Regions from separate parts of the Mus musculus genome. Here all the other regions are linked to region 1. Evidence: chromatin loops called from intact Hi-C (ENCODE). Cell type or tissue: heart. All regions are shown on one strand. Links, peaks and the distances in the headings refer to the core of each region. The heading gives the core; the rest is flanking DNA.

What was found. Peaks named below come from ENCODE experiments on the same cell type or tissue, not always from the same donor. Only the 100,000 strongest peaks of a DNase experiment are listed, where the experiment ranks them.
Region 2: a loop joins it to region 1, with 2.4 times the contacts of the local background. A loop is called at or near these places in 9 of 42 quality-filtered maps.
Region 3: a loop joins it to region 1, with 3 times the contacts of the local background. A loop is called at or near these places in 10 of 42 quality-filtered maps.

The regions. Positions count from the first base shown.
Region 1 is chr10:39,729,123-39,736,583 of GRCm38, reverse strand. It overlaps Rev3l (REV3 like, DNA directed polymerase zeta catalytic subunit), which reads right to left and starts at 4,424. Exons shown (of 32, transcript NM_011264.3): 1 at 3,971-4,424. The coding sequence starts at 4,109. E130307A14Rik (RIKEN cDNA E130307A14 gene) reads left to right here and starts at 4,577. Exons shown (of 3, transcript NR_038037.1): 1 at 4,577-4,846. In heart, for the core only: a CTCF peak has its summit at 3,496; DNase peaks (open chromatin) are centred at 3,513, 3,833 and 4,583; H3K4me3 peaks cover 2,500 bases; H3K27ac peaks cover 2,470 bases.
Region 2 is chr10:39,643,418-39,650,878 of GRCm38, reverse strand. It overlaps Traf3ip2 (TRAF3 interacting protein 2), which reads right to left. Exons shown (of 9, transcript NM_134000.3): 6 at 5,103-5,171; 7 at 3,914-4,030. The region is part of intron 2 of E130307A14Rik (RIKEN cDNA E130307A14 gene); the gene reads left to right. Among named protein-coding and RNA genes, the nearest start is that of Gm16364, 33 kb to the right of the region's middle. In heart, for the core only: no CTCF peak of the experiment used is centred there; DNase peaks (open chromatin) are centred at 4,058 and 4,744; H3K27ac peaks cover 1,036 bases.
Region 3 is chr10:39,532,772-39,540,232 of GRCm38, reverse strand. Fyn (Fyn proto-oncogene) reads right to left here. Exons shown (of 14, transcript NM_001122893.1): 11 at 6,523-6,599; 12 at 6,271-6,424. Among named protein-coding and RNA genes, the nearest start is that of Gm40627, 54 kb to the left of the region's middle. In heart, for the core only: a CTCF peak has its summit at 3,902; a DNase peak (open chromatin) is centred at 3,792; H3K27ac peaks cover 709 bases.

The sequences.
Region 1 (7,461 bases), core at 2,329-4,828:
ATAAATAAATAATAATAGTAGTAGTAGTAGTAAAAGTTCCTTACAGTAATCTTGAAAGCAAGCAGCTCCCTCAACAGTCTGTTTGACCTACTTCATTCAATGACTTAGACGGAGAACACCTTACTTACTCCTCCTCTGCATCTCAGCAGGGAATCTCTTTCAAAGGGTAACTATGCTTAACCTGGGGCTGAGAACAAGAAAGGCTCAACTAGGCTCAGCATGCACGGAGCACAGGAGCACTGAAGCAAAAGTGGAGATGTGGATTCTGGACGCATCCAGTTCCTCACCGGAGTCAGGTCCTCAGCAGCCTTGTATGTGTAGTGCCACACCCATGCAGATAGAAATGAAAAAGACATCATCCCATACTTTAGTCACATTGCTTCCCCCCCCCCCCCACAAATTACCAGAGCGTTATTATAATTTTTTTCTACAATGATAATGCTTGGGACACATCAAATAATGTATCAAAGTAATGTTTAAGACTTTTTAAAAAATGAATTTAGGGATCTGGAGAGATTGCTCAGCTGTTAAAGGCTAGCTATGCTCACAACTCAAAAACAATGAGTTTAGTGCCAATGAGAAGGCTTAGCTGGTAAAGGTACTTGCTGCCTGGCCTGATGACCTGGGTCCTAGGAACCCACAAGGTGGAACGAGTCCCTCTGACCTCCAAATGTCACCGAGGTGCTTGGGTACTCACATACACACACACACACACACACACACACACCATGGTGCTTGAAAACACACATGTACTCACACACACCATGGTGTTTGAAAACATGTGTACACATACACACACACACACACACACCAAAGAGATGTAAAAAAAAAAAAAAATTAATGAGTTTAAAGAACTAAGGGTTTCTAAAACGTAACTCCCTCACTCACATGAAAGAAATGAAGTGACTTTTATAAGGAATCACTATGTTCAATTAGCAAATGATCAAACCAATCAGTCAAAAATTCACATTCAAGTCTGAATATGCTATTTAAAAAAATATTTTCAAATTTCACAAACTCAAAACACAGGTGTTTAAATCCAAGACATTTATTTACATTACTCCAAATATGTCCTTAAGACAGGACAACAAAAGTTAACTGGACTGTTTCCTAAAGCAGAAAATTACTTTTCCTGCAACAGCAGTAATCCAATTGACTCGGAATTTATAATTCAAATAGCCATTTTGAGAGAAACTTTCTTCTGCTGATATTGGATCTACTTTGAATAGCAAATTCTGTTTAAGAAAAAAAAATCTTTTCTCCAAATCAAAGAATTACGGACTTCCAAAGTTAACACCTACAAGGTGAGGACTTACAGGTGTTACAAATGTCCATTAACATAGTTTACACATTAGTAATATGTCTGAATTTTGTAATAGTAAATTTGTTTTCATTAAAAAATTCTAGCATTCAAATTGTGTTTGGTTAGTTGGTTTGGTTTTTCAAGACAGGGTTTCTCTGTGTAGTCCTGGGTCTCCAGAACTAGCTAAGTAGGCCGGACTAGCCTTGAACTCAGAGATCCACCTGCCTTGGCCACCAGGGACAGATGATAGGCATTCAGCGCCACACCCACCAAACACTGATTTTTAATAAAATATTCTGGCCGCTCTATTACATTATTTCCAAGTTTTAAATCTACATGGCCTGGACTAGTTTTCTTTGGGAAGAGAATTTAAAGCAGAAAATTCTGCAGGGTAGTTTTCATTGAGTCTGGATTAATATTAACTCTACTGGGGGGCGGTCTATGACATTAAAAATGCTTGATTTATAAAAACTGGAGACTTTAAGTGTGTGCCAAGGACTTCAATTTTTTTTTCTCACATTGAGGAAACAAGATTTGTTTTATACTATGTAAGGAATTATTTTATTGTTTTCCTCTGACCTCAGCACCAAGGTATCTCACAAGCACTATTACCATATATTAATGAACCAATTACTGAGGTCTAAACTGACATTTACATCCATCTATGTGTCATGCTTGAAACAGAAACTTTTGCTTTAACCTGTGAATTATACCTTCAACCTTATACTCCTTAGCAACCTGATACTCCTTAGCAACATGATACTCCTTAGCAACGTGATGATTGCTTTTGCCTGTATCACAAGTACTTATTTTTTCTTCATTTATAGTATACATTTCCAAGTACACCACAAAAAACACAGAGGGTTTCTCTTTTTAATTGGAGGCTGGCGACCTATTGTAAGATATTCAAGAAGAAGAGATAAATATTTCTTATGAAATAGTTCACATTCCAACATTCAGAAACACAAGTGTCTACACCAGTCTATTTGTAAAAGATACTCTTTCACAGAATCGGCTAATAGCAAGTGAAATTCATGCAATCGCACAAACAAAAGCTTTCCTACATAATAGTTTTAAAATCACTCACGTATACCTATTGAGTGAGTGTAGCAGGAAAACCTATAACTCGACCACCATACAAACTGGACCACCACAACAATATCCTATTAGCATGTTGCTCTACAACTTGAAAATCAACTTCACTATCATCCTCTGCAGCTGAAAGGAGAACAGGCAGTGTATTACCCTGAGATTCCAAATCAAAACAAAGACAGCAGCACAGCATTTAAAAAGGTAGAAAACCTATCCTCCAGAACATTATAATGCCTCTGATTTTCCAGTCTTCCACGTCTCAAATGCTATACTTTCTACCAACTGTTACCAGCATTCCGGTTCTCGATCTTCCAAGGTTCACAGCATCAAACTCTACTTGAAAAAGGAGTCTTTTACCCAGCCTTATTTATGTCATTGGCATTGTTAACAAAGAGAATTCACATTAAAAGGTAGTAGCTTAGAACGAGTGTCTGTATTTTGGGAAATGGTATTGTCTTGGTAGTCCACAGAAGCTGACTGTAGTAATAAAGATGAATGGCGACGAAGGCAAAGAGCATCAAGTGGGAAATGCCGTCTGAAACCCCATAGGGCTATACCTTGGTAAGAATCGTCTTCCAGAATACGGCTTTACCATTTCATCTTAACAGTTTAAAGCATGTAAAAAGACGCAAAACTGAAAGATAAAAACGCAAAACCTTGTATATCTGGCCCCTAACCTATTTATATTATAAACCCAAAGAGTGTTCCAGAACATAGCTTGTCATTTCCCCCCCCCACCATTTCTTCAAAATGGCTTTTTTTTTTTTAATCTATTTTTAAAATGCAACCCTGCAACCCAGCCTAGAGGAATTTTAAAATGCCTATGCTGCTGAGCTTGGCTGTGTTTCCTAACGAATCCACCCCCATTAGGTGTAGTATTTTATGTTGGGCGACACAAACACGTAGTTCCTATTTCCATGGATGCACATTTCCTGAAAGCATTGCACCTGAGGATGCCGCTCTGTCCCTGTCGAGGCATTAAACTCTAAGCAGTCACGACCTGCACTCACAGAAGAGCCACATGGTCACTTCAATGAGAAAAATTATCTGGCCCCGGGCGCCACTTTCTACAGCCACAGCATCTCCGGCAGGGGCAGAGGAGAGCGAGGGTGAACAGAGGCAACCGGGAGCGACGGACAACACGCCTGACACTTCGCCTCTGCCCTCAAAGCCTTTTCTCGAACGGGGCACTAGGGACACGTAGCGAGTGGCCGGGGTCTCCGCCGGGGACCGACCTCTAAGGACCCGCGAACTCGTCCTTGGGGACGAGGCGCAGCCACCCGACCCACCGAGGCAGGGGCTCCAGCCTGCTCGCCGCTCGCAAAGGAGAGACCGGGCGCCCGCCGCCTCTCTGCCGCGGAGGGGGGCGCAGCGCTCACGCGAGCCCACATTTTTTTTTCTTTTGCGCCTCCTGTCACGCGCGCGAGAGAGAAGGCGAGCAAAGCCGAGAACAGGGCAGACTCCGCAGCGACCCTGTAGAGGGCCGCCGGCGGCGGCGTGCGCGCGAGTGCGCGGAGGGAGGGCAGCCCCGACGACCCGGCGCCCGCGCTCCCGCTCCCGCCCGCTCCCGCTTACCTGCCGGGGTCGCCCCGAAGACTCGTACCACCGGCACCTTCTTGACAGGGAGCTGGGTGAGCGGGGATTGGCAGGTATCCAGCCCCGGCAGCGGGCTGGCCATGTAGTAGTCGGCAGTCACTATCCGCACAGAAAACATGTTCGCCGCCGCCGCCACCGCCACCGCCTCCCCTCCACTCAGCGACCTGGCAGCAGCGGCGGCGGCGGGCTCCGCAGAGGCGCCTCCTCCCCTTCCTCCTCGGTTCGGCTTTTCCCCCCCGCCCCTCGCACGGACGCCGGGACGAGCGGCAGCGGCGGCGGCGCGCGGAGGCTGCGGAGGCTGTGTGCTGCCGCCGCCTCCTCAGACGCTCCGGGCGAGAGGCAGCGGGAGAGAAGCCCTCGCGCGTTCGTCGGGTCGGGTGGTACCGCTGCTGCTGCCGCCACGGCCGCCGCCGCCGGGAATCACACGGGCTCCTCGGTCCCAGGCTGCAGCTCTTGTTGCCATGATGATGATGTCACGGACGCAACCACTGGGGGAGGGGAGGAGGGGTGTGTGTGTGCGCGCGCGCGAGCGGCGACGGGGGGGGGGGAGGAGGCGGGCGGGCGCGCGCCCGGGGTGGGAGGGGACGAGGAGGGGGTTCTCCCCCGCTCGGAGCGCGCGGCTGGGGAAGAAGCTGGCGGGAAGCCGGGCCGCGCGCCGAGGAATCGATGATTCGGCCTGTGGGCCGGGTCACTGCGGCGGGGCCCGGGGAGCGCCGATAGCATGGATAGGCTCAGAGGGGCGCAGGGTTTTGGCGGCTTCCCGAGTTCCCCTCGCCGACCGCCATGTCACATCTTACGGAAGAGGCGGGGGCTGCCGCGGAGAGGATATTTTTTGTTTTGTTTTGTTTTCACAAGGTAAGGGAAGCCGCCAGCGGGAGAAGGGAGGCGCGGCACAGACCTCGGGCGGCCCTGGCCGAGCGGGAGGGTGGGAAGGAGGGAGGGCGGGCCGGGCGGGCGAGCGAGCGGGCGGGCGGAGCGTTGGACGTGCCGGCCCTTCTCAGGTAACGCGGCGGCGGAGCTGGAGCCCGGGCCAGCTCGAGGGGCGGGGGCGCGCGGGCCTCGGCCTATAAAAGGGCCGCCCTGGCGCTCGCTCCCTCCTCCGCCCTCCCCTCCCCCCAGCTCCGGGCGAGCCTCGCGCCCCGCCTCGCCCGCCTCCTCTTCTGCGGTGCTGCAGTGACTGCGCCCGGCCACTTAAGGAGATTTATTCACGCGCGGCCCTGCCCAGCTTTGCCCAAGCTGGGCAGATACACCGACAGCACAGGGATTTCCCACCGTCGTGGTTTTCTCCACCCCCCCACTCCCCCACCGCCTGCCCCTCTCGCACTAGGACAACCACTGTGGGTTCCCCCGCGCAGGCTACACACACACACCCCACACACACACGCGGCACGAGCGAGAACACGGAAAGACTTGTTTGCTCCACTCACCTCCCTCCCTCCACTCCTCTCGCGGCTGCTCGGAGAGCCCCGAGAGCCTTTCAGAGAAAATGTTGGCAAAAGGGAAAGGCTCCTAAAAGTCGGCGTGTTTTCATTCACTCTTAGTGCAAGATTTTACTACGGGTTGACACAGAAGAAAAAGGGGGTGGGGTAAGACATAAAATAAAAACCAACTTTATTTGGAGCTAGAAAGGAGATGAAGTGGCACAGTTAGGGATTGGGGGGTGCGGGGGCAACAGATGCTGCTGGTGAGGATGTTAAATTAGAACCTATGGATTTTGTCTGGCTTGGTCACTAATACTGGGCGTGACCTCGGACAAATAATTTGATTTTTTTAGGCCTCGTTTTTCACAGGTGAGTCGTCGCCGCCGCCCCCCCCCCCAATTCCGCCCCAACAAAAAGATTAAAGTAATAGGAAGCAGAAACTACAGTTTTCAGCTTTGAAATTTGCCACTGAAATTAGGACACTTGACAGTCATTATCCATCCAAAGTAGAGTTCATTCTGTCCCACTTAAAAAATTATACAGGTGCATTTTACTGCTTGTTATATTGCCTTGTATCTGGAGTGGGGTGAGAGCTCCTTGTTCACAGTCAATTGTGGATTTTCACATAAAATCAAAAGGCTTAAAGGGACACATTGCAGAACGCAGCGTTCCATACTAACAAATGTTAATATGAATTTATGCTTAGGGTGATTTGAGACTAATCAATACAGTAAATTTGCCTCAAGAGCATCATAAGAAGTGGCAAGACTAGGATGTAACCTACTAACAGCTATAGTACAGAGAATTTTTTACAAATTGACTTAAGTATTAGAAGACTATAGAAGAGACTTTAAAATATGACTTCCACACACAAGCCTTTTGTTCATCAGCAGTGTATGTATGCACTTACCGTGTGTTCTTTGGTACAAATAAACATTTTATACAGTCAGAATGTCAGATGGACAACACCAGTGATTTCCATGATGTCCATCAGTTAGAAACAATATAATTTAAAAATTACGCATAGACTTCATCAAAATATAATATAATAGTCTCAATTTTATACTGCTTGAGATATACAGGGCTGGCTGGTGGGGTTGCTAAGAATATGTTTCCATTTTCCATCCCCCCAACATGTGATTTAGTAAGTGACAAAATATTAAAATTAACAAAAAATATCCTAAATTTGTAGATTGGTGGTCTTGCTGCATGTCCTGTAGCACTTAGGATATTTTTTTGTTAATTTTAATATTTTGTCACTTACTAAATCACATGTTGGGGGGATGGAGAATGGAAACCTGTATGCTTAGCAACCCTACCAGCCAGCCCTGTATATCACAAGCAGTTAACATTTGTCAGTTATTGGAGCTCATTGACTGACATTTATCATCTCACCTATTTACCCAGAGCCTTTCAACCCTTCCATGACAATACTTTTAAACATCAGGTGAAAACATTTGCTTTTAACAATTATCTGTAATTGTAGGCAGAGACCATCTATATGAGGGGGAAGGAGTAGGTATATGGTGACTTAGTCAACAACAGGCAGCCCATTCTATATCACTGGCTTTCCTCACTATGTCCAGAACACTTGACAAGAAGAAACATAAGGAGGAAAAGAATTTATTTTGGTTTAAAGTTCTAAGGAATAAACTCTGTAAATGTGAGGAAGACATAGTCGTGAGAATGTGAGGTAACTGCTCATTTTTGTCCACTTAGGAAGCAAAGAAAGATGCTCAGTTCAGTTTCATCTTTTAATTTATGCAGGGATTCAAGATTATAAAATATTGATGTTCACAGTCGGTGTGGGTCTTCCCTCATCCGTTAAACCATTCTAGAAATACCCTTGTATTTCTGTGGTGATTCTAAATCTGACCAAGTTAACAATGAAGATTAACCATCATAACCTTCTAGCTTGCTCTTCTGTACTTTAGAAGCTGGCTTTTATAGTATTATAAATATAGTAATAAAAACTGGTTTTCAGACTCCCTTGCAGCTAGGGTACTAAGATTAGTCATGTGATGATAAATTTTCTAATTTTAGCCAAAT
Region 2 (7,461 bases), core at 2,733-5,232, 86 kb after region 1:
TCCAGGGTCAAAGATGAGTTGATGTGTCAACAACACTACCAGCCCACAGGACAACTTTATTCTGGGTGGTTTATTTGAGTGCCAAATTGCTTAAAATTTTAAGCTTCCTCCAGACACATTATGCCACTTTTTCTGTATAGACCACTATGATGGCTATTGTTGGCTGTCAACCTGAGTACGTCTAGAATTAACTAAAAACTAAAGATGGGTGGGTACACAAGTGAGGGATTTTTGCTTAATTAACCCATTCAAAATGGGAAGATCCACTTCTAAGCCTGATCTTTGAGGTGGGAAGATCCACCTTTAATCCAGATCTTTTGAAATGCAAAAACCCACTTCTAATTTGGGCCACACCTTGCGCTGGAAGCCTTTATGAATGGAAGAAGGAAGCATTCCTCTCTGCCTGCTTGCTCTCACTCTCACTAGCACATCCATTCCTACACTAGATTAGAGCCTGCTTCTTCAGGATTCCAGTATATACTGAAGAGCAGCTGAGAAATCTGGCTTCGTGGATAGAATAGCTACTGGATCCTTGAATCTTCTGTTGGTAGACAGCCATTTTTAGACTAGCTGGACCAGAACCTTTAAGCCTTTAAGCCATTCTAATAAATTTCCATATGGAGAGAGTTCTATCCTTCTAGAAAATCCTGAGTAATACAGCCACTTACTGAAGACCTATTAAAATCACTTTCTGCTGGGCGGTGGTGGCGCATTCCTTTAATCCTAGCACTTGGGAGGCAGAGGCAGGCAGATTTCTGAGTTGGAGGCCAGCCTGCTCTACAGAGTGAGTTCCAGGACAGCCAGGGCTACACAGAGATTGTCTCGGGGGAAAAAAAAATCACTTTTTGGGGACCAGAAAGCTGGCTAGCAGGTACAGTTGCTTGCTGCCTTGTCTGAGAACCTAAGTCCTATCCCTGGAGCCCACACGGCGGAAAGAAAGAGAGAACTGACTCCTGCAAGTTCTCCGTGGATCTCTACTGTTTAGTGACACAATTTGTTTTCAGTTAGGGTCTCACATGTAGCCTGTAATTCACTACATGGCCCAGGTTGAGTTTGAACTAAAAGCAGTTCTCCTTTGTCAGCCTCCTGAGTGCTGACCTGGGTTTTAAAGATTAGGAGTATGCAGGGGCTGGGCCACCTCAGTTTATAAGATAAGGCTGGGTGTCCCTCTCTCAGTTCTTTAGTCTATGGCTTTATATTACTTGCTTTCTATTGCCAAGTATGAGAGTACTTCTAATATGAAAATGAGTAAAAGCTAAAACCCAGGGTTGGTTGGTTGGTTGTTTAGCAGGGCACCACTGATACGATTTGGACAATCCTCCCAAAGCTATCGATCTAGTGAGCAGGCAGGAAGGAAAATTGCTAACCAGAGGACAGACAGCAGAAGAGTGTGATGCTCAGGGGCTATCTGTTCTGCTTCTGGGAGCCTGGAGGACAGTAACAGGAGAGGGATCCCTGGGCATGAAGAAGGTTCTGGTCGGGTAGACAAAGGTGGGGGAAAGCGAGGGCAGAGGGCACGCAAGCCTGGAGGAGGTGTGTTGTTCTGACTGCAGCCATCTAGCAATTCACTTCTGGGGCACAGTAGGCCTGACAGAGGAGGCTAGGAGGTTAACCATGAGGAGCCCACTCTGTCAGGCCTGAGGTTCCCTCACCAGATCAGTCAGACTCTGCTCACCCAAGAGGATTTACCTACAAGAACTCAAACAAAATCAGAATTTTTCAATACTGAGAGAGTTAAAGTTTTCCAGATTCCCAAGGCCAGCACAGAGCTTTTAGCCATCTGATGCCAAAGATAAGAGCAAGGCATTATGTACCCTGAACAGTGTCATCCTCCGATTGATTTTCAGAGCAGAACCTTTTGTTGTGCATGAAAATAAAACTGAGAAGTGAATGTGGAGGCGCCGACAACCTCACTCTCACAGTGCGGATCTGCCACCCGGGTCTTCTCAGAGCCAGCTCCCTTCCAAACAGAAGACAACACCAAAAGCATACACCACATACTCAGTTCAAGTACCAGCCATGCCATCTCGAAGAAAGCGCCTGCAGTCAGGGGCTGAGTTACAGTAGAGGGAGGGTTCATTCCAGCTTCAAGGGCAGTGTGGGCTACTTGGTCTGTCCACTAGGCTCCTGCTCTGTCAAAGACAAGCCCTCAGCAGTATACTTTTGTTGTCTCTCATAATTTCTTTCAGAGACTGGCTTTCTAATGGCATCATTTGATTTGTGTAGTAACTACTCAGATGCCTAGAGGAGGCAAGGAAGTCGGCCTATCAATGGGGAGATACTGATGGCGCATCCAGTCCCTTCTGTGACGAGGAGAAGCCAAAGACATTAGGGCCAAGAAACCAAATTTGGAGACCACATGGCTATAGCTGGCACAGTCATTGGGTTGAACTGTGTGTATTACTGGCTGGCTTTTCAATATACTAGCACAACTAAACAGGTTTGTCCAGGAACTGGTAGGGACCTGGAGTCCTTCCCAAGTACCAACTGCTGGTTCCTGGGACTGGCAGGTTCTTAGAGATGTAGACAGAATGTCAGTATTCTGGGAATGTGCAGACATGATACAGACAGCTAAGGGATAGAAATATCCAGTCAGTCATGACCTTCATGGATCAGTTTATTTCTAAGAATACTATTTTTCAGACTCCACAGGCTGGCACTGGGTAAGACTGGATATGAGGCAGACTTAGCTCCTGACCCTTAGCCAGACCCTTGAATTTTACCACCTTACCTTAGCTTCCACTTTGGGTTGTAAACTCAAACAAGTGGTTCACACTGACAGAGATCCTAAAGACTCAGATGATAAGGGTGCTGCTTACACACCTTCCCTGCCCTCTACCCACAGGGTGGATGGTGGTCAACTTTTCTTTCCCCTGGGGAAAAGGTGGCCTGAGGCTACTGACTGTGTCCTGCCCTATGCTGCTTACTTAGTCCTTGCAGTGAGGTGTGATGATCCCCGATCTCCGTGCAGGATGAGACTGAAACTGGGTTGTGAGTTCAAGTCCAGTGACTTCCCTGCTCTTTCTCTAATGTCAGAATCCTTGGTAAAAAACAAGCCAGAGAAACCAGGGCCACTCTTGCCTTCAGACACACAGTTCCCACAGGACAGTGTGAAAGTCACAGGTCTAGTCTGGCTTCCTAGTTAAATAGAAATGGTCTCTAACGTATCTCTAAATCTACAAAGGACAAGATGGCAAGCAGTCCATAAAACAGCTAGCTCTGAAGCTGGGTAATATTTCCTCCAAGTTGTTGAGCAAGTTTGATTCCTTCTAAATTCTCCCATGGTTTAAGTGTAACCAAGCCCCACGGCACAGGTTAGGGAGTAGAATGTTCCCCACCTATCACAAAAGAACAAATATCTCTTTGGTTAAGTGTTTTCTTGTGCCAAATGCTTTGAATATCACTTCACTTATCTTCACAGCACCGTGTATAGTGATGATCCATTTTGTGAACAGGGTTGCAGAAGGGCAGGATTTAAGAACTTGGGCCATGGCCACATAGCCTGTGCTTAGGAGGCTAATGTGACACATGCTTTTTTGGCATGACAGAAGTGTCCTTCCCAATTTTCACTTGCCTCTCTGAAAAAGGGAGGAACAGAATGTAACAGCTACAATGCCCAGCCCACTCCACCACTCTAGCCTCCTAAAACTTCACACTTGTTGGTAAATAGCCAAGCAAACAAAGCTCTACTTCCTAGAACTTTGACTGATACCTCTAAGTTACTGGCAGGACCAGTTTGAGTACTGGGTGGAGGAGTGATGCTGCTTCATAGGTCTCAAGGTTCAAAATATCCTGAGCCATAGAAATAACTGTGGCATCCCCAAACATCCCAGTACCTTGAATGAAGAAACAACCCCCCTAGAGAGGGTGCCTGCCCCAGAGGAAGAGCCAGGCGCTGTGGTCCCTCACTCACCATCCGATGAATGTACTTAGTATGTAAGCCATGCTCGTCCTCGTCCAGCTGCGACTCAGCGCCTTCCACATCCTGTTTGTATTTGGGGCTGATTGCTACGATTATCATCACTGTCTTCTGTAATGAGAAGGAGGAAAGCATGTTTATGGAAGCAGGAAGCATGGTTCGTTTGGTGAAGGCCAGCTGGAAACTGGCCAGCAGGACCATACGCGGTCCCTGACCTGCTGGCCAGTACACGACCAGTCCCTCTGTGAAAGCAAAAGGCATCAGCGCCGCCCAACCCCCACAGGCCTGCTGTCACCTCTACCCCTCCCCACTGCCTCTGCGCCCAGCACCCACAAACATGCAGAACAAATGGTTCTGAGAGGAATTCTCCTGCCGTCCACAACCTTCTCTAATAAACATCTGATGAAATCTGAAATCACTGACTCTGCATGGAGGCAGAAAGACATCACCACTGCACGGAAAAGCACCCTTCTTCCCTGCAGCCTGATGTGAGCTGTCAGTCACCATGCACCTCCACTGCCCTGCTTCACCTGTGCACATCAGCACAGTCAGTAGGAGCAGACCCTTCAACACACAGCAAACGCCGGGCTGCAGGCAAAAGGAAGGCAGCAAAACCCAGCCTGCTGAGACTCCCACCCCACCCACTCCTGCCCAAAGAAGTACCCAGACACAGACATGCTGGCAGCAATCAATTTCTATCTTGTTAAAGCACAGAGTGTCCCAGTGGCTAGTATAGATTCTGTCTGTGGAAAACGAATCACAGGGCTGCAAGTGGGTGCCCTGGGGTAGCATGCTGCTTAGCTTTCAAAGCTGCCCAGAAACCTCTCAAGCCCAGTCCTACAAAATGCTTGGAATGGCCTCCAATTCAGCTGGGTTCTGCTGCACCCTCCCACCCCCCGCTATCATTTCCTCCTTTCCTATTCTGCTCTAGAAATTGTTTGTGCTGATTGTTATCAACCACCTGTGTCTGGTTTGACCATTATTTCCTGCCTCTGCATGTCCAGGAGGGTGACCCCATCCTTCCTTTCCAAGTTTTTGCATAGCTTCTAACAAGAGAGGCTTTGTCCAGGCTTCCTCAGACTCAGACTTGGGGAGAGTATCAGTGTTTCTACTATGAAATATCTTCACAAGCTAATTGTTTTTCTCACCAGCACACATCCTCAGATTTTTGGAACATACTTACATCTCGAAGATAGCGCTCCATCCATTTAATGATATCAATACCCCGGATTCTATCCTCAAATATGTCAATCTACAAGAAAAGGATGCGCAAAAGAGCTCTTAATGAGAGCTTTCTCCGAGTGCAGACCTCAAGAAAACACAAGATCCTACATACATGTGCAACCCTAAAAGTAGTGCTCTCAATAAGGAGGAACACGTGAGACCAAACAGAGAAGCAAAGAGGTTCGTGAAATATGCTCACTTCAGTGTTCATAGATATTTAAGTATATAATATCCATAGCTAGAATATAGTGTTTCATTTCAAAATGTGTCTGCAGCTACACAGTAATTATATGTTCAGAAATCTAAAAGACACAGTATATCACAAAGTTAAAAATAGTACAGTTATGTATCTGCAACTTGAAACATTTAAAGGCAGATTCTGTGACTTTAGTGAATATTTTGTGTACAAATGCTGAGATACAACTGTGGTGTTGGGTCATGATGATAGGATTATGTCAATTATACATCTCTACAGGATTGGATGAAAGTTGGGCGAAATCCAAGGAATCATCACAAAAACAATCACTGAGCTGGTAGAGAGGGGCTAAGGATGAAAGTCAAGAACTCTGGGACTCTGATAAGACTCAGAGTAGTCTTCTCTCCTGGAAGTGTGTGTGTGTGTGTGTGTGTGTGTGTGTGTGTGTGTGTATGCCTGTGTGTCTGTGTGTCTGTGTGTGTGTGTGTGTGTGTGTGTGTGTATGCCTGTGTGTGGTGTATATATCTGTGTGTGTGTGTGTGTGTGTGTGTGTGTGTGTGTGCCTGTGTGTGGTGTATATATCTGTGTGTGTGTGTGTGTGTGTGTGTGTGTATGCCTGTGTGTGTGTGTGTGTGTGTGTGTGTGTATGCCTGTGTGTGGTGTATATATCTGTGTGTGTGTGTCTGTGTGTCTGTGGTGTATGTATCTGTGTGTGTGCATGTATGTGTCTCTGTATGCATGTGTGTAGTGTGTGCACATGTATGTGGTATTTCTATTTGTGTGTGTGCGTGTGTGTGTGTGTGTGTGTGTGTGTGTGTGTGTGTGTGTGATGTATATAAGGCACTTCTGGCCCTGATATAGTTGTCTCTTGTGAGGCTATGCCGGGGCCTAGCAATATTAAGTATATAATAAATAGTCAGCTATTGGATGGATCACAGGGCCCTCAATGGAGGAGCTAGAGAAAGTACCCAAGGAGCTAAAGGGAACTGCAACCCTATAGGTGGAACAACATTATGAACTAACCAGTACCCCGGAGCTCTTGACTCTAGCTGCATATGTATCAGAAGAGGGCCTAGTTGGCCATCATTGGAAAGAGAGGCCCATTGGTCGTGCAAACTTTATATGCCTCAGTACAGGGGAACTCCAGGGCCAAGAAGTGGGAGTGGGTAGGTAGGGGAGTTGCGGGGGGAGGGTATGGGGGGCTTTTGGGATAGCACTGGAAATGTAAATGAAGAAAATACCTAATTAAAAAAAAAAGTCACTCCTGGTTGGAAGAGGCAATATACTGTGTACTAGAGCAGATGAGTTCAGAAGGTCTCTGGAGAAGGGTTATTTGATTAGACTTACTGTACACGTATTAATCAGCCTAGTGTTACCCTGCTGTTTCGAATGGACCAAACCAAGTCTCAGGTCTTCATCAAGCATCCTGAACCAGCTACTATCTTTTCCCCACATTAGTTCCCTTGTAGCACAGCATAAGCCCTTCTGCAGTGTAAGTCACACTGACCATCCCCCCATCCCCTAACTCTCACACACTATGGCCATAGTAGCAAACAACCCATTACAGCATCCTATCATTTACTCAGTGTCTCACATATGACCTCCTCATCCTCCTAAGCTCCCTCTAGGAGAGACTGTGATGAGGTGTGTGCTGGCCCATCTGCCAGTCTGTGATGTGCAGTCAGGCATTGCCATTTCAGACCAAGGAGGAGAAGCTTGGGCTCCACTCAAGCTTGCTGCTCTTCACCTTCATGACTGTGCTCATGAGGACTTATGGCAATACAGAAGAGACAAACGTCATGGTGCCATACACGATGTGAACACACCATCAGTGGTCATTATTCCTCAGCACGGACCTTGTTCCCATGCTCCAGAGACAGACCCACGTTCTGGGAGGTGTCTGCCTCTCTACGTTTCCATCAGAAATCTAGACTTGTCTATGACACGTTTTCCACACTGCTGGTGTTACGAGCTAAATTGTGTCCCTCAAATGCATATGTTAGCTGGAAGTGGTGGCTTGCACTTGCAATCTCCCTACTTGGGAGGCTGACGTAGGGGGATTGTCAGTTTGGCCAAGAAAGTGAGATTCTGTCTCAAAAAATAAGATAAAAATTAATTTATT
Region 3 (7,461 bases), core at 2,733-5,232, 200 kb after region 1:
GATAATGCCACGACTTCTCCGGCCAGGCTCAGAGTCAGCCCAGGCCTGGCCATCTTTTTGAACAGAGTGAGGAATACAGAGAAAGGAGGTAGGAGGTCTGGGAGGAGAAAGTCCTGTGAGGGAGAACAGAAGCAAAGGACACCAAACAGCTCTGCCCTTTCTAAGCCACAGCCACCAGAGAGGGGGTCCCAGATGACTATGCTGAGGCCCAGAGAGGCTGCAACCCAAGGGAAGGCAGAGCTAGGCTAGCATCTGAGCACAGGTCTATCTAGCTGGGAAGCTAGCTCCTGAACTTCCCCCAGAGACCAGCTCACAGTGTGCAGCAAACACCGACATAAGCAACAACCTTCTCTAAGGGTTCTTGCAGGATTACAGAATTCTAGCACTCCATTTCTGGGAAGCCTGTACATACTGCACAGAGAGCAGAAAAGTGTGTCTGCAGAGAGCGAGGAGAAGGGCAGTGATAAGAGCTATGTCCACTGCTGTACACAGACAGTGCCAATAAATGTTCCGTGCTCATGAGGGCTGTATTCAGTCTTTAGGCCCCCATCCCCACAGAGGAACAGCGAGACCTGTGTTAGTGATATCCAGGAGAATTGCTACCAGGATTCATGTGAGAACTTATGTACATATGTGATGTCAGACACAATAATGATATATAATAAATATAAATAAAAACCATGTGCATGCAGCTCGGGGCTGTGGATAGTTCTTTTCTTTCTTTTTTGGGGGTGGGGGTGAGGGTGGGGGTGGGAGTGGGCAGTCTCTCTATGTAGCCCTGGTTGCCCTGGAACTCAGACCAGGCTGGCCTCAAACTCAATAGATCTGCCTGCCTTTGACTTCCTAGTGCTGAGATTAAAGGTGTGTACCACCATACCCACCCAGCCATGAATGGTTCTTAACAGGAGGAAAGAATGAAGGCCTGCCCAAGACAATGGAGGGGCAGGGTTAGTTGACTCTCCCTTCGTTGAGTTCAGAACAGAGGGTCTGTGGGACATGTAGATAGAACCAGAAAAATAGACTGGTCTGGGCTATAAATAATGATATGTGTGTGCTCTTGTACACATGCACATTCATATGCACACATTCCACACACATCCACTCACCTATCTATCATCTATCAATCAGTCAATCAATCAATCATCCACCTATCTGGCTGTGTATTATGGCTTTATAAGTACCTTTCCTCTATTGATTACTAACATTTTTTTCTCTTTAAATGATTTTTAATACCATAAAACCCTCTCTATGGAAAACATGTCAATCACAAAAAATTGAAGTTTTAAAATAATTCTTCATATTTTACCACCCTCAAATTTTTATAGATTGCTTACTCAATCATATAGTATCCATGTGAGGCAGGCCCTGTTACTATCTATTTTACAGAGGATAAACATGATGCTCCAAAGAGGTAGCTGATTTGCTTGAGGCCACCCTGTGTGTCAGTGACAGAAGTGGTTTAAACCTGGGGGTTCTGATTTCCAAACCAGGCAAGTCACCTAGCTGCAGTTGCCTTTTAAATCGGTGTTCTTGGGACAGCACCTGCTGCTGACAAGCCAGTACCAGCCCTTCTGACAGGGTGAGTACCCGGGAGATAGGGGTGTGTCTCCCGCCCGGCAGCTTCATCTGTACCAGCCCAAGTAGAGTTTGCCCTACTGCTCCTCCGTACAGTGATGGGGCACATGGTACCTCTGCTCAGTGAAATATCAGTCTGCTGTGAGAAGCCAAGGCCTGTTACAGGAAGCAAGAAGCAGATCAAAGAGTACGTCACGGCTAGGCGAGGCTATTCCTGAGAGTGGTGGCTTACTAAGGAAGGGATCTGTGAAGTCACACTCATGAACTTCCTTACAGGCAGAGGGAATCTGAAGCAACAGAAAACAGCCCTCTCTGGGGCCGATTGTGGACTAGAGTGGAATGAAATGGTCTTTATAGGTCTGTCTTTCTCTGTGAGGTGCTTTCAAAACTATGTAAACACATACCCAGTTGCATACCAGATTTGTCTACTTTACTGGATGAATGTAAATTTTAAAAAAGAAAATAGAAAAAAAAAAGAGAAGAGAAGAGAAGAGAAGAGAAGAGAAGAGAAGAGAAGAGAAGAGAAATCAAGTGTCCACAAGAGCAAGTCATTGCTAAACATGGCCAGGTCTAGCTGAGCTGAGTGTGCCAGGTTCAAATCAGCATTAGCCAGCTCTCAGCTGCTTGAGGAATGAGGAAAAAGACCAAGTCTGTGGAGAGTTCTCCCACCCATTTTCATTTTCCATGAGAAGGAACGGATGGCCAGGGGCTGTGACAGAGGAGCAAACAACTGATGCTGAGGAGAGGGTGTGGCTCAAGAGCACAGCCTCACCTCGAAGCCCTGGGCCCAGCTGGGGGCTCCAGTAACTTCTGGAAGGATCGTGGGACTGGGGGTAGAGAGGTGGCTGTCAGTAGAGTTCTAGGAGAGGCGTAGGTGACAGAGTGGGAAGGATGAGGGTCAGAGGACCCTGCTGTGGCAGTGGATCAGCTGCGATGCTGCAGCAGCTTCTCTGGGCTTAGATGCACCGGCACAGACACCTCAAATACAACAAATCCCAACTCATACTCATTCTCTCTCGCTGAGATGTTAAGATGGCCCCGACGTTCTCCCTTCTCTGCTGCTGACAGTGCCACTCTAACCATAGCCTACACCTGCCTCCTGGAAAGGGCCTTTAGCTTCTTTTTTAACCCTGAATGGTAATTGGCTCTTTCCAGTACAACTGCAACCTACCCATTTGTTTATTCTCTAGCAGCCTGGTCCTCTGTATAGTAAAAACAGAACAGCAGCAAGCGACACTGTCCAGTTCCTACTCGCTGGGGCTAGGTTAGACACACAAGTGCTTTCCAGTAGCTGCAAACACGCACAGACAGGGAAGATGCATTTGCAGTTAAAAATAAGTAATCTGCCCATGGACGAATCACCCAGCTTGCCCAGGGCCCAAGTCAGTGGGTATTGCTGGGCTTTGCTGCATGAGTTTAATGTTCTTGTGTTCTTTCTCATGCTAGCCAACTGTCCTTATGTGCCCTTAGGCTTCCTCTGCGTTCCCCCCTCCCTCCTTTCTTCCTTCGACGTGGAATCTTACAGTTTTGTGCATGCCAGTCTCGAACTCCTGGGCTGATGAGATCTTCCCTCTTCAGTCCCCAGAGGAGCTGAGACCACACAGGGCCTCTGCTTTGGCCTGGGTATCTCCTTAACAACTTTTAGCCAAGTTCCTTTGATAAACAAACTATTCAAACACTTGCTATGGATTATTTAAGCGACTCCAGATGGACAGAATTTAGTGCAGAGCTTATGACTAAACAAGAACTAGTTCTTATTTTGAAGTGTCCAGGCCATTACAAGGAACCCCAAATGATTCTAGTTGCTTCTAGAATGCTGTCAAGTGAAGGGTAACCTTCATAGGCACTAGGCCTGGTCTTGAATTCTTCTTTGACACTGGGCTTCTCCTCACAAGCCAGGCAGGCAGGGGGTGAGTATGGGGCTTGTAGGAGACAAAGACACATGGAAGACCTGTAACAGAGCTCCATACTGCAGTGTCCTTGTGTCCTGTGCTGTCACACCTTGTGTGTGTGTCTGTCCGTGGTGACAGACATTTCAGAGCACCTTGAGATGGGAAACTCACAACTGTTTTGCAAACAATTTGTCATTCATGGTCCTAAAATAGCTACATTTGGCACATGTTTCAGAACACTGCCTGCACTCCCATAATCAACACGCGGCACGGCTGTGGCCTGCGGGTGACATAAAACCCGACTTGCAAATATTATTAGGCACATGGACCAGCTGTCTAGAGGAGCTTATTAATCCCCGGCAGGAACGCCGGCATGCAGCACACATGCCATCTGCAGAATACATTGGCAAACACATGCCGGACCTTTCCATCTCGTGGACAGGCCAGGGCAGGGCAGGCACAGTGAAGGAACTGTAGGAACAGCTGGGCTAGCCAAGGCTGCAAAAGGAAAAGTCTCTCTGGTCCCCTGACACATGTGAATCTGAGAGGTTGTCCCTTGAGGCTTTTTCCATAAAATAAAGGGGAAGTGGGACTTAGGACTAATTCTCTCTGGTTTTCCATTCTATTCTCTGATTCACTGTCTTGGGGGGAGACAGTGGGCACAGCTCAAGAGCACACCTGGTCAGGTGGGCTGTACTGTTTTCAAATCCGGACCTTCCACTTGTGAGCTTTGTGATTTGTATGAACAAATATGCTAACTATGGGTCTATTTCCTGCCCCTTCCAGGTCCTGACGTGCCTTGGCCTTTCCTGGTTCTCAGCTTCAGGACAGCACAGACTGCCCGTCTCTCCTGTCATACTCTAGCTCCTGTAACCCTTATTGCTTACCCTTTTCAGTGTTTGGTATGCATCTGAAGACAGTTGACAAAGATAAGAAAGAAGAAATAATATTCTAAGAGGGAAAGGTGGACTCTTCTGTCAAGGAAATGCTGAACAAAGGACTGAGGCTTGTCCTTGGAAAGGGCCTCAGACTGTGGTCTGGATGTCATGGGGGGGAGGCAGGGCAGAGAGGCAGTCATGGTGGGAAGTGGGAAGGAAGGCTGCATGGCCAGGCTGAGAGGGCCCTGGATGGGTTCCAGTGCAGAACCTGACATGAGAGGTGCCAGCCGCCTGAGGCCACAGTCTTAGGCACCCTTATGAATGATGCATGACTTATGTACCCAGTCCATCCCAACAGTACTCTGGTAGCATCTGTTAGCTCCTGGCCTGACACCTCTCATTCACAGATGGGTCAAGGGTGTTAACCATAGACTCTACAGAGTTCAAAGTCTAGTTAAAAGTAAACAGTCTTGCACTGCTCCCTCTGCCACGGAGACTTTCTCACACACAGACGGAAGCTCCTGAGTTTCTTTGGAGCCATTTCCTAAATGGAACATGCTGGTTATCAACCCTCACAGGCTCTCCCTCAGGGCAAGGCCTCTGATCATATTCACTCAGACCCTCTTGGCATGCCCTGTCACCAAGTCACGTCTGTATTCCTCTCTGCTTAGAGATACAGCCTGCTTTTGTGACCCCTGACTTTGGGTGTGTGTCTGTGTGCATACCCCCCCCCCCCGTACCCCCCAGGATCCCACAAGGGCAAGAGATGGCGTGTGCCAGGGGTGGGAGTGGGGAATTCAAATAGCTGGGCGGTTTGTCCGACATGCAACCGAGCACTTGGATAGTGTCAGTACCTAGGCAGGGCCCCAGTTTAACATTTTCTCACATCATTCACTGCACTTCCATTCTGAGGCAAGTGAAAGGCGGAAGGAATTGCCAAAAATGAGCGAAACAACTACTATTCAACATAAAACTGCAGAATGCACCATCCTGTAATCCATCCCCACTACTGCTCAGCTTGGCTGGGGTGGCCAGGCTTCGGTTAGTTTCACCAAGGAAACCTACTCCCTGCCTGAGTTCCGGCTTTAAAACCCACACAGAGGCCTCCACTGTTGCTAGTTCCTCAGTGCTATGCCTGGACACTGCCATGCAAGCAGCCAGCCAGGAAGGCAGAAAACACCTTGGGAATTCTTTCCTGACATCTGGTGCTTGACAAACAATCCCTCCTCCCCAAGTGGGTTGGCTTCTGGTCTGGTACGTGGTTTACATAAAACTAATGTCTTTGACCCTTTGCAGGGGGTGGGTGAGGCAGGAGAAGAGACGGCTTCTCCAGCACTGCAGTCCTCCAGGCCCTCCAGACCATTTCTTTTCTCCTCAGCGCTCTGCAGAGCTCAGTCTCAGGCTGGTCCCAGCTGGTCCTGGCTGGGCCTGGCAGGCAGCTGCTGACTGAGATCAGGAATCGCCTCCATGTGCAGGCTCTCTACCAGGAGGTGTCTTTGCTCTGGCGCTACCTACTCCTGTTGCATTCTGAGCCTTGGCTCCCCTGCTATTTATTATGTTCTCCGTTTTCCAACACCACGCCTGTTCCTTTGTAAAGGAACTTGTCTGACTTGGAGTGTCACCTGATTTCTGCTCAGAGGTGGCTAATGGAGAATGAGCTATAACTTGGCTTCTCAAAGCCTTCTTTCTCCAAAAGTGGAACACCGTGGGCCTAGATACTTCCCAAAAGCCAGGCAAGCCATGGGAACAGACGCCCACTTACTAGACCAGCACTGCACACGCCAACTAGATCCACTAGCTCCCACCTGAGAACTGTGCAGCTCGCGCCAGATCAGACAAACAAAGGGAAGAGGGAGGAAATGAAGGTAAGGAGAAGGCTGTGCAGGCAAAGATCAATCAGGAGCCACTGCCCTGGAAGTGCCCACCTTGTCTTGCTGTGTATTCATTGTCTTCAATCAACCGAGCCAATCCAAAGTCAGCAATCTTGCAAATTAGTCCATTCCCCACTAGAATGTTTGCTGATCGCAGATCTCTGTGGATATAATTCATGCGCTCGATGTAAGCCATTCCTGCAGCAACCTGTGGAAACCCAGGGAAGGGGGCACAGCTGTTACACCACAACACCTTGAGAGTCCGTGCTGGTACAGCCACAGCCTGAATTAAGACCCCAGGCCCACCTGTGCCGCCATGTCCACAAGGTTTGGCAACTTCAGAGCTCTTCCTTCACCATCTTTTAAGAAGTCAAGCAAACTTCCTATGAATGAAACAAAACAATTTTAGTTTACTCAGAGAGGCAAAGATTCTCAATAGTGGCTGTATTTGATTTCCTTAGTGGAAGTAAAAGGGAGATGAAAAGGATAATTGCATCAATGGAAAAAGAAAGCTTTGAACAAAAACCAAGAAATCAAGTTTATGTTTTAAGAAGCGAGTTGTAGCTTCTGAAAATAAGCAGTGAGAAAGGAGTTAGTAAAACCAGAAGAAATGAACGTCTCCTTTTATGTTGTCACCAGGAGGAACCAAACCATCCTTCATGTCCCAGTAACCGACGACGTACAGGCGACTGATGTGGAGAGCCAGCTCAGGTGAGCAGGCTGAGGCTCCGACAAGTAGCAACAGTAGTGACAGTATTTGCTGGAAGGGCGTGTCCTCAGGCTCTATCCACTACATCAGGAATCCCAGAGTCAGACACAGATGCCCGTATTTTTAGAAGCTCTCTAGGTGCCTCAGGTACAAGGGACTTTCAGAACTGCTGACTTATTTTCAGATTTTAAGCATCCAAGGAATATGGGTGGGGCAGGAGCTTCCTAATTAGATCCCAGCCAGTCACGCCTGTGCCTCGGACAGCCAGAGCTTCAGAGCCACTCGTGTGAGGCTGAGTGAGGAGGCACGGATCTGACACCGAGGCGGAGATAATCATTTGCAGGGGCTGGATGGCTGTCAGTGTTTTTTTTTTTTTTTTTTTTTTTTTAATGCTTTAATCACAAAGTTATTTACAAAATAACCCTGGATCCAAAGGGCATATAATCTGCCAGGAAAAAATTCCAATTATATTTTAAAAGAAAGTACACAGAGAAGAAAAATTACCCTGGTGTCTTCTGATGTACAATGCACACAGC